2 separate regions of the Homo sapiens genome follow, and region 1 is linked to region 2. Evidence: chromatin loops called from intact Hi-C (ENCODE). Cell type or tissue: mammary epithelial cell. All regions are shown on one strand.

Region 1 (5,000 bases), 91 kb before region 2:
CAACCTTTCTCTCTGGCTGCCCTTAACATTTTTTCCTTCTTTTCAACCTTGGAGAATCTGACAATTATGTGTCTTGGGGTTGCTCTTCTTGAGGAGTATCTTATTGGTGTTCTCTGTATTTCCTGAATTTGAATGTTGGCCTGTCTTGCTAGGTTGGGTAAGTTCTCCTGGATAATATCCTGAAGTGTGTTCTCCAACTTTGTTCCATTCTCCCCATCACTTTCAGGTACACCAATCAGTCTTAGGTTTGGTCTTTTCACATAGTCCCATATTTCTTGGAGGCTTTGTTTGTTCCTTTTCATTCATTTTTCTCTAATCTTATCTTCATGTCTTATTTCAGTAAGGTGATCTTCAATTTCTGATATCCTTTCTTCCACTCGATCGATTTGGCTATTGATACTTGTGTATACTTCATGAAGTTCTTGTGCTGTATTTTTCAGCTTCATCTAGTGATTTAAAATTATTCCTCTCTAAACTGGTTATTTTAGTTAGCACTTCTTGTAACCTTTTTATCGAGGTTCTTAGCTTCCTTGCATTGGGTTAGAACATGCTCCTTTAGCTCAGAGGAATTTGTTGTTACCCACCTTCTGAAGCCTACTTCTGTCAATTTGTCAGTGTCATTCTCCATCCAGTTTTGTGCTCTTGCTGGAGAGGAGTTATGATCATTGGGAGGAGAAGAGGCATTCTGGTTTTTGGAATTTTCAGCATTTTTGCACTGGTTTTTCTTCATCTTCATGGATTTATCTGCCTTTGATCTTTGAGGCTGAAGACCTTTGGATGGGGTTTTTGTGTGGGGGTATTTTTTTGTTGATGTTGACGTTGTTTTCTGTTTGTTAGTTTTTCCTCTAACAGTAAGGTCCCTCTTCTGCAGGTCTGCTGCAGTTTGCTAGAGGTCCACTCCAGACCCTGTTTGCCTGGGTGTCACCAGTGGCGGCTGCGGAACAGGAAAGATTGCTGCCTGCCCCTTCCTCTGGAAGCTTTATCCCAGAGGGGCACCAATGTAATGCCAACTGGAGCTCTCCTGTAGGAGGTGTCTGTTAACCTTGTTGGGAGGTCTCTCCCAGTCAGGAGGCACAGGGATCAGGGACCCACTTGAGGAGGCAGTCTGTGCCTTAGCAGAGCTGGTGCGCTGTGCTGGGAGAATCACCCTTGTCAGGATCAGCTGCTGTCTTGAGAGCTGGCAGGCAGGAACAATTAAATCCGTTGAAGCTGTGCCCACAGTTGCCCCTTCCCCCAGGTGCTCTGTCCCAGGGAGATAAGAGTTTTATCTGTAAGCCCCTGACTTGGGCTGCTGTCTTTCCTTCAGAGATGCCCTGCCCAGTGAGGAGGAATCTAGAGAAATAGTCTGGCCACAGCTGCTTTGCCGCACTGTGGGGAATTCTGCCCAGTCCTAACCTCCCAGCCTCCTTAGCACTCTCAGGAGAAAACCACCTACTAAAACCTCAGTAATGGCAGACTCCCCTCCCCCAACCAAGATTGACTGTCCCAGGTCGACTTCAGACTGCTGTGTTGGCAGTGAGAATTTCAAGCCAGTGTTTCTTAGCTTGCTGGGCTCCATGGGAGTGGGACCTGCTCAGTGAGAACTTGGGTCTCTGGCTTCAGCCGCTTTTTCAGAGGAGTGAATGGTTCTGTCTTGCTAAGGTTCCAGGTGCCACTGGGATATGAAAAAAGCTCCTACAGCTAGCTCAGTGTCTGCCCAAACAGCTACCCAGTTTTGTGCTTGAAACCCATGGCCCTGGTGGTGTAGGCAAACGAGGGAATCTCTTGATCTCCGGATTGCAGAAACCGTGGGAAAAGCATAGTACCCGGGCCAGGTAACACAGACCCTCATGGCTTCCCTTGGCTGGGAAAGGGAGGCCCCCTGCTCCTTGCACTCCTTGAGTAAGGCAACGCCCCACCCTGCTTCTGATTGCTCTCTGTGGGTTGCACCCATTGCCTAACCAGTCCTAATGAGATGAACTGGGTACCTCAGTTGGAAATGTAGAAATCACCTGCCTTAGGCATTGGTCTCCCTGGGAGCTAGAGACCAGAGCAATTCCTATTCAGCCATCTTGGCCCCTCCCCCGCAAGGCCACTCTTAATAAAAGGCAAGGACACTTGTTGGACCTCGGTTAGAGGCCCAGTTTAGGAGGGTTAGAGTCTCTTCTACGATTTAGGGGGTTAGAGGCACCTCTTGGTAAAGTCCCTTTAAGAACAGGTTTTGCACTATGGGGTGCTAACTGCTATTCTCTTTGGATTAATCTGCCTTGTACTCTTTGCTGATGGCTGTGGGTGACAGGCATGGACAGGATTGTGGGACATGAGGAGTTTTTTCCTCCCTAAAAGAGGAAACTTGAGAGGTGATGAGACTGCTGGAAAAAAATCCCTTTACGACAGCAGCTGCAGCTGCCTGAACTTTTCAGTGTCGCCGCAATGTGTGGGTCTTTCTCCTGGCCTCCCTGATCATTTCACCTTCCCCACCCTGCCAACAGGCAATGCTTTTCTTCTCTACTTTTTATTTCCCTTTGTTATCTTTTCTATTACTCAGGGCAACCAACTTGCCCAGAGACCATGTGTTGAAACTCCTAGCCAGAGGTTGGATTAAAGATGACAGGGCCCTTCTGGGGGCAAATTTAAGCCTTGCCAGTCTGATATTGGGTGCTAAGCAGAATGACTAATGTCTATGTTTTATCACATGTATTTTGCTCTGGCCAGAGCAAAAAAAAATTATTCTCCTTTATAATGCGGCTTGGCCCCCAGGGCTATGGTGTCACAAGCTGAATCACTAGGGTTGCTCAGGGAAAGGGAAACCAGAAGCCTGGCATGCTGGCAAAAGGGTAAGAATTTCTTACCAGTCAGATTTCTGGCTGCTCTCTGTGCAGTTGAATGGATGGTAAATAAATAAATAAATAAATAATCAGTGTTTATCTCCTCTGTAAAGTTTTGATTAATGCGAAAAAGAATTCTAAGGCTAGTCTTAAGCTGGTGTATTTTGTGCTATGAATGTGTTTTTCTGTGTCAAGGGGTACTTTAGGTGCAAACACTGGCTTAGAACACTTGTAAGCCCACTTTTCAAGACCACCCAGCAAGCTGGTCCATAACAAACTTGGCTGCAGGTCCCTGAAACAAACGAAAAACTGAATGAAGTCTCCACGTTGTTTTATGTCCTTGGGAGCTTGGCCTTTTAACCAGGTGGTGGTACTTTCTTTTGGTCTCTGTCTTCAGGAAACAGGAATTTTAGGGTTCATGTCAGAGTTAGCTCTAAAAATCCTATCACATAGTTAAAAGCCTCTGCAAGCTCAGGATTCACTACTCTAGATTCCTCGTGGGAAAGGAACTGGAGACTGCCCTGTGCTGTAGTTATGTCTCCTGTTAGCTTTTGAATTTGTTTGCTACTTCTGCCCAGTAGCTGCTAGTACTAGCTGCCTAGTAGCTAATGTTTTGCACTTTCACAGTGGCGGTCTGAGTTCAATTCCCCACCTAGGAAGTAAGTCATTTCTGGTTTAATATCTGTGTGACCTTGTCTATTCTCTTCTCCATGGACTGCCTTAATTTTTTGTTTCTCTAAGCACCTAGGAGGTTACCTTTGGCAAAGTTCAGAAACTAGAAATATTGGCCACTTGGCATGGCCGAAGTCGGGTAATAAGAGATCTGGAAGGATTTCTTTTTTAAAGAGCACCATGGTTAAAAATCAGCTTAATTAAAAGTGGATAAACAAGCTATACATATATTTTAAAGGCCGTTATGTTTTTGTCTCCTTGGAACTTTTTTTTTCTGGAAAAAGGTGTTTCTTCTCTGTCAATTGAATTATTTTTTCTCCAATTTTTTTTTTTTTTTGTCTTGCCACTCTTCAAGCACACATGAGAGACCCTAAGATAACTTCGGGTAGCCTGGGACTCCTTGGGAGAAACAGAGGAGGCGCCACAGACCCCGTTTTGGGGAAAAAAACCCTCTGTTTCCCTCATGAAACCCCAGGAATTAAAAGCAAATAGATCCCTCTAAAACTCAAAGGCACTGTTCTGTTTTGCATTGTGTTATCTAACGGTTTTGAGTTTTGGGGTATCAGAAATTACTTTGCATTATGAGAGAGCTTTCGTGTGTAAGAACTAGGTAGGAAATATACTTTAAGGGATGGCTAATAGTAGTTATGGAGGGATACTTGACTCTTTGTACACTCAGCTCAGACAAGCATGCTCTTGGCCACTTGGGAGATAAGGAAACATCCCCACCCCCCACTGGGAGATGAGACACCCTTGAGGGATAGGCTGATGACAAAATGGGCTGATTGGCTTTGGGTTGCCTTGCAAGAAATGCAGAGTAGAAGCACTGCGCTATCTTCTTCCATAGTATTTCCCTCCTTTTGGGGATCCAGGAACCAGTATAAAATGACACCCTTAATTTTGGGGATCTGTCTGCCTTCAGCTGCTTATTTGCTGCTTATTTGGCCGTAAGAACGCATGCTTTTCTGGCCCTGTTCCTCCAAGGGCTCCATCCTGAAGCCAGTAATTCAATTAAGAAACTGGCAAACGAAAAATCTTACAAGTGCTGAATCTGTCTGTCTGTGTATTTATATGTGTTATATGTTTACATATAAAAGAGCTCTAATTAATTGGCTTAGAAAAATAAGCACTTAAATCAAATATTTTGTCAGAAAAATAGAAACTTTAATGCCTTTTTGTTCATGTAACTTTAGTAATCTTTTGGAAATAGTTTTAAAGATTATTAGTAAAATTATCTTGAAAATGTAGACATTTGGTCTAAATTAACGTCAGATATCAGATTTGCTAAATGCTTTAAGGTTGAACTGTTTATTTGACTTTTGAAAACTGTTTAATTTACCTACCTTAAAGCCATTAGATTCTAGATAGGGCCTGGGAACATGTGGAGTTAGCCTGAGAGTTAGCAGTCAGCTCCTATCTGCACTTCTGCCTGGTGTGTCCTAGGCTAGACTCCCCACCTAGTACACAATTAAAATAGCTTATTAACCAGGGTTTTCACCAAAAATGAAAGTCACTAAAAGT
Region 2 (5,000 bases):
AGGGCCAGTCTCATTCCCATAGTGCCGCCGCAATAGCCCTGAGTCTGTTTCCAGGAGGTGGATCAGCTGGCCTTGAAAACTTGCCCCAGGCTACCTGCCTCCCAGCTGCAAAAGAAAAAGCCTTGGTTCTTCCCCTGCCTGTGGAGTGTGCACACCAGATTCTCACCCTACTTCGAGTTCTGGCCAGGAGGCTTCTCACCCCGTTGAAATTGTTACAAAGTTCAGCTGGAGATTTCCTTCTCCCTGGTGTTCCTTGCCCACTCCTCTGGCCACCCTCCCAGTGGATCCTTCTGGTGCCAGAAAGGAATGGCCTGCTTGGGGACACAGTGAGCTCCCAGGGCCTTCCTGCTGCTTCCTCTACCCCTGTACTTTGCTCGGCTCTTTAAATTGACTCAGTTCCAGGTAAGGTCAGAAACTTCTCCCGCAAACAGACCTTCAGTTTCTCCAGTGGGGGTGTGTGTTCGGGAGAGGAGGCTCTCCCTTTCCCACTTCTGCAGTTGGGACACTCACAGTATTTGAGGTTTCTCCCAGGTCCTGCAGGAGCAGTCTGCTTCCTTCAGAGGGTCTGTGGGTCCACTTGGGATTGCTGGTTTGTTCTTCCAGTCGATCTGGAGCTAAAATTCACAATGTGAGCCTTCGCACGCTGCTCTGTCCATCCACATCGGAGCTGCCTATCCACAATTCTTAGCAAATGGCACATAGTTAGTGCTCTGAATAGGACACAGTCAGTTCATTGAATTGAGTGCTGCAAGCTTAAAGCATTTCTTAGCCTTTTGATATAAAACATGATTTTCTCCTAAGTGAAAATGGCATTCATTTTACAAAAACATATTGAGCATCTACTATAACCCTGGCATTGTTTTAGGTGCTGTGAATATGGCAATTAACAAAATACTTAAAAATTCCTATCTTCAAAAAAGCCACTGGACATTTCTAACCGATCCTGGTTTCCTTTGGAAACCAGAGTTAAGGTGCAACCTAGTATTGTTGTCTAAATAACCATCGTTAATAAGTTATTATCCTGCAATAATTTGTGGATTAGCAGTCAGGCATTATAATCACATTATAATCATTTTTGTTAAATATGATGATATTTTAAGCATTTAAATTTATATAATCATTAATCTTCTATATGTGCACTGTCCAGTAAGGTAGCCACTGGTCACATGTAGCTATTGAGCACTTGGAATGTGAGTAGTCTGAAATGAGATGTTTCTTAAGTGTAAAACACATACTAGATTTCAAAGATTTATTTTAAGAAAGTAATATAAAATATCTCTTAATTTTACATTGATTTTATGTTCAATAATATTTTGAATATATTGAATTAAATGAAACATTAATAAAATTAGTTTCTGCTCTTTCCTTTTATTTGTATTTATGGGATCATAAGAAAGTTTGGTCCCTATATACCTTACATTATATTTCTGTTGGGCAGTATTCTTCTAGATACCTCCTTTATACTTAGCTGGTGTTTCTCAAATATGGTTTTTAGTAGACAGGAAGACAGATTTAAGTAAAGGTTTAAAGTTTATCGTTGTATTCACAGAGTCTTTAATATGTTACTTAGAAATGCGAATTTTCATGAAGATAGGAATTGTTCACAGTGTTTCCCAGATCACTTTTACTAGGAGCCCTCTTGGAACACCCTTTGCTAATATCCAAGTAAAGTGATGCACTGTGCTGCTCATCTAGGAACTTGGCACAAAGGCACTGATGGCAGAAGAGGTTTTAATTCACAAGGCCAGGCTTCCATTCATTTTCTGGATTTTTCCTTGTTTTTCTAAATAAAATCAACACTGATAGGTTTTAAAATGTAATTGTATTGCTTAAATATAATTCACCAAATCTTGAAAAGTTTGATTAAAAAAAAATTGAGATCCACTGGATTTACCAAAATGATTCATTTAAAAAATAAGTACTTGTAATGGGCTTGTCCGTTTGGGTGGTGACACAGAGAGAAATCCAGTGATGAATGGCGTAGAATTACTAGTTGATAAGTCATATTTTGACAGAAGAATATACCACTTAAAGGACCTACACTCTGGGAAATGATAAATTCCAGAAAGCAATTGAGCTGGGAGTTACTCCAGTGATAAATGCTACCATTTATTATATTCAGAAGTCCTTGTTATAAAGGCATCCAGGAGATATCTAGGTGTAAGCCACAGTGTCATAAGCCTCAAATGAGCTTTCTGTTAGTCCACCTATTCCAGAGTGTGAGTCTCTCCTCTGAAGACATCAATCTCACACTTGGAACAACAGAATCGCAGCTCTGTGCTTTGAGTAACTCAAAATGGTTCTCAGGCCTTCACCCAGACATTTCCCCCAGCACAAAATCCATTGGTTATACATCCCAGGGAAATGCCACATTGTTGACATTTTGGTAAAAACTACATGGTCTTTCTGTTAACATGACTTCTGACAGAAACTAAATAGAGTAGAATCTGTCCATTCTAATAATTCACCAAAGATAGCCATTCCCCATAGAGAGAGAAAAGACAATTGCTATGTTAAAGGCCCCTGTTTGATCTCTCCTTGTGTTGTCAAGATTTTGTAATGGAAATGAAAAAATATGTAATTCCTTCCTTCCAATTTTATTTTTTTGTCCTTTGTGGCAGCAAGCTTACCAACTAGGAATAAAGAAAGGAAAATCTAAGAAAGCAAGACTGGAGAAGCTGAGTAAGTGAGATCTTCTTGCCAAAGGTTGTATCTGGGTGATTCATCCAAATTAAATGTGGTAGAGTTGATCTGATTGTTGGGTCTACTTAATGGCAAGTTTCTGCAAAGTCAGTTGACTCAACATAGCAATGAGCTGAATTGACCTTAAACCAGATCAAACCCAGTAAATTAGCTATCCTTTGGTCCTCTGTTTTCCAGTCATAACAACATAGTCATAAATCAGATAAACAACCATCCAACTGACAAACAAAAATCAGAACAGAGTATAAAATGAATACCTATAATTGAAATACTCATTTCCCATTAGGTGTTCATGCAATAAATCAAAATAACTTTTGTTTTCTCTTTTGATTTTGTTAATGTACTAGTGATGCCCTGGTATGGACTTGTAGATACTGAGAACTTATTTGCAAGGTTGCACTGAAATTTTATTCTAAAAAAGTATTGGCTTGGCCAGGCGTGGTGGCTCATGCCTGTAATCCCAGCACTTTGGGAGGCCGAGGCGGGCAGATGATGAGGTCAGGAGTTTGAGACCAGCCTGACCAACATGGTGAAACTCCATCTCTACTAAAAATACAAAAATTAGCCAGGTGTGGTGGCTCGCACCTGTAATCCCAGCTACTCAAGAGGCTGAGGCAGGAGAATCGCTTGAACCCGGGAGGCTGAGGTTGCAGTGAGCTGTGATCGTGCCACTGCACTCCAGCCTGGGCAAAAGAGTGAGACTCTTTCTAAAAAAAAAAAAAAAAAAATTGGCTTGGCGTGAAGCCTGTCCTTTCCTCATACTTATATGTGTGCTTCTGTACACATGTAAGTGTGTATACAGATCCACTGGATGAAAATTACAAAATGCCAGCTTATAATCTAACTCCATTATGATAAGCTTGATCTAAGATGACACTGGGAAAGACATTTTTGAGTGTTTTTAATACCAAATGATATGTCTCACTGTAGAAACTTTAGAATTGTAAATAGGCAAATTAAGGGAATAATTAACTGTAATTTCACCACCCAGATAGAACCCCACTACAATGGTAACGTATATCTTTCCAGATGTTTCCCTTACATTAGAATATGAGATTATACCATAAAGACTGGTTTTCCTTTTTTCTTTTTTTTTTTTGAGATGGAGTCTCGCTCTGTGGCCCAGGCTGGAGTGCAGTGGCCCAATCTTGGCTCACTGCAAGCTCCGCCTCCTGGGTTCATACCATTCTCCTGCCTCAGCCTCCTGAGTAGCTGGGACTACAGGCGCCCGCCACCACTCCCGGCTAATTTTTTTGTATTTTTAGTAGAGAAGGGGTTTCACAGTGTTAGCCAGGATGGTCTCGATCTCCTGACCTCCGTGACCCTCCTGCCTCAGCCTCCCAAAGTGCTGGGATTACAGGCGTGAGCCACCGTGCCCGGCCTGATTTTCTAAACTGTGTTTATAATATAATTATTTCTTTTATCTTTTCTTTTTAATATATGTAATAAAATTGATGGATGTATACTTTTCTATACCATGTATAGACCAGTTTTATTTAACCAATTCCCTGTTGTTCTGTGATTGTTCCCAAATGTTTGCTCTTATAGGCAATGATTCAGGGAATATCCTTGAACATGTGTTTGTTGACTTGCTCAGTTATTCCTCTAGATAGATTTCTAAAACTAGAATAGATGAGTCAAGGAGAAAGTACACTAAAATTTTTTTGATACATTTTGCCAAATTGCCTTTCAGAAATGGTGTGCCTGTCAGTACACAATTCATTGAGTATTCAGTATGCACTATAAGAGTGAAGGAGGCATATAAATTCCTGATGCTAGGAAACTGACAAGCTAAGAGGACAATGTTTAGCTATAAAAACCTTTTGAAGAGCGAATTGTTACAATTTAGCAGCAAAATAACTTTACCTAAGCAATGCATTTGTAAAAAGCACATTTAAAATGTATTTATTTTAAAATATTTTAAAAATAAGCATTTAAAAATAGTTCTCTTTAAGTAAGTCTGATTTTTGGTCCTACTTAGTGACACATTTCTGCAAAGTAAATGGACTTAGTACAGCAGTATCTGTATTGATCATTAAACCAGGCCAAACCCATGAACTTGACTATTCTTTTATCTTGTTTGCCAGTCATAAACACAAAATGTGTAACTAGAAAAATGCACAAATTATCAATGTATGGAAGACAAGCAGCACCTCAGAAGCCCCTCTCAGGCCTTTGTTCAGTTGCTATCTCCTCACTTATCAAAGATCATCATGACTCGCTAGTGTCACATAAGACTTATTAAATAAATGTGTATGCGTTTCTCCTGTTAATCTTACTTGTGTCACCTTAATTCT

The links. A loop is a pair of places that touch in the nucleus more often than their neighbours do. Peaks named below come from ENCODE experiments on the same cell type or tissue, not always from the same donor. Only the 100,000 strongest peaks of a DNase experiment are listed, where the experiment ranks them.
Region 1: it touches region 2 in a loop (4-fold over the local background); 1 of 110 quality-filtered maps calls a loop at or near these places.

The regions. Positions count from the first base shown.
Region 1 is chr3:59,098,910-59,103,909 of GRCh38, forward strand. The region is part of intron 2 of CFAP20DC-DT (CFAP20DC divergent transcript); the gene reads left to right. Among named protein-coding and RNA genes, the nearest start is that of CFAP20DC-DT, 15 kb to the left of the region's middle. In mammary epithelial cell, no CTCF peak of the experiment used is centred here; a DNase peak (open chromatin) is centred at 2,672; H3K27ac peaks cover 1,229 bases.
Region 2 is chr3:59,189,833-59,194,832 of GRCh38, forward strand. The region is part of intron 4 of CFAP20DC-DT (CFAP20DC divergent transcript); the gene reads left to right. Among named protein-coding and RNA genes, the nearest start is that of CFAP20DC-DT, 110 kb to the left of the region's middle. In mammary epithelial cell, no CTCF peak of the experiment used is centred here; a DNase peak (open chromatin) is centred at 2,759; H3K27ac peaks cover 1,973 bases.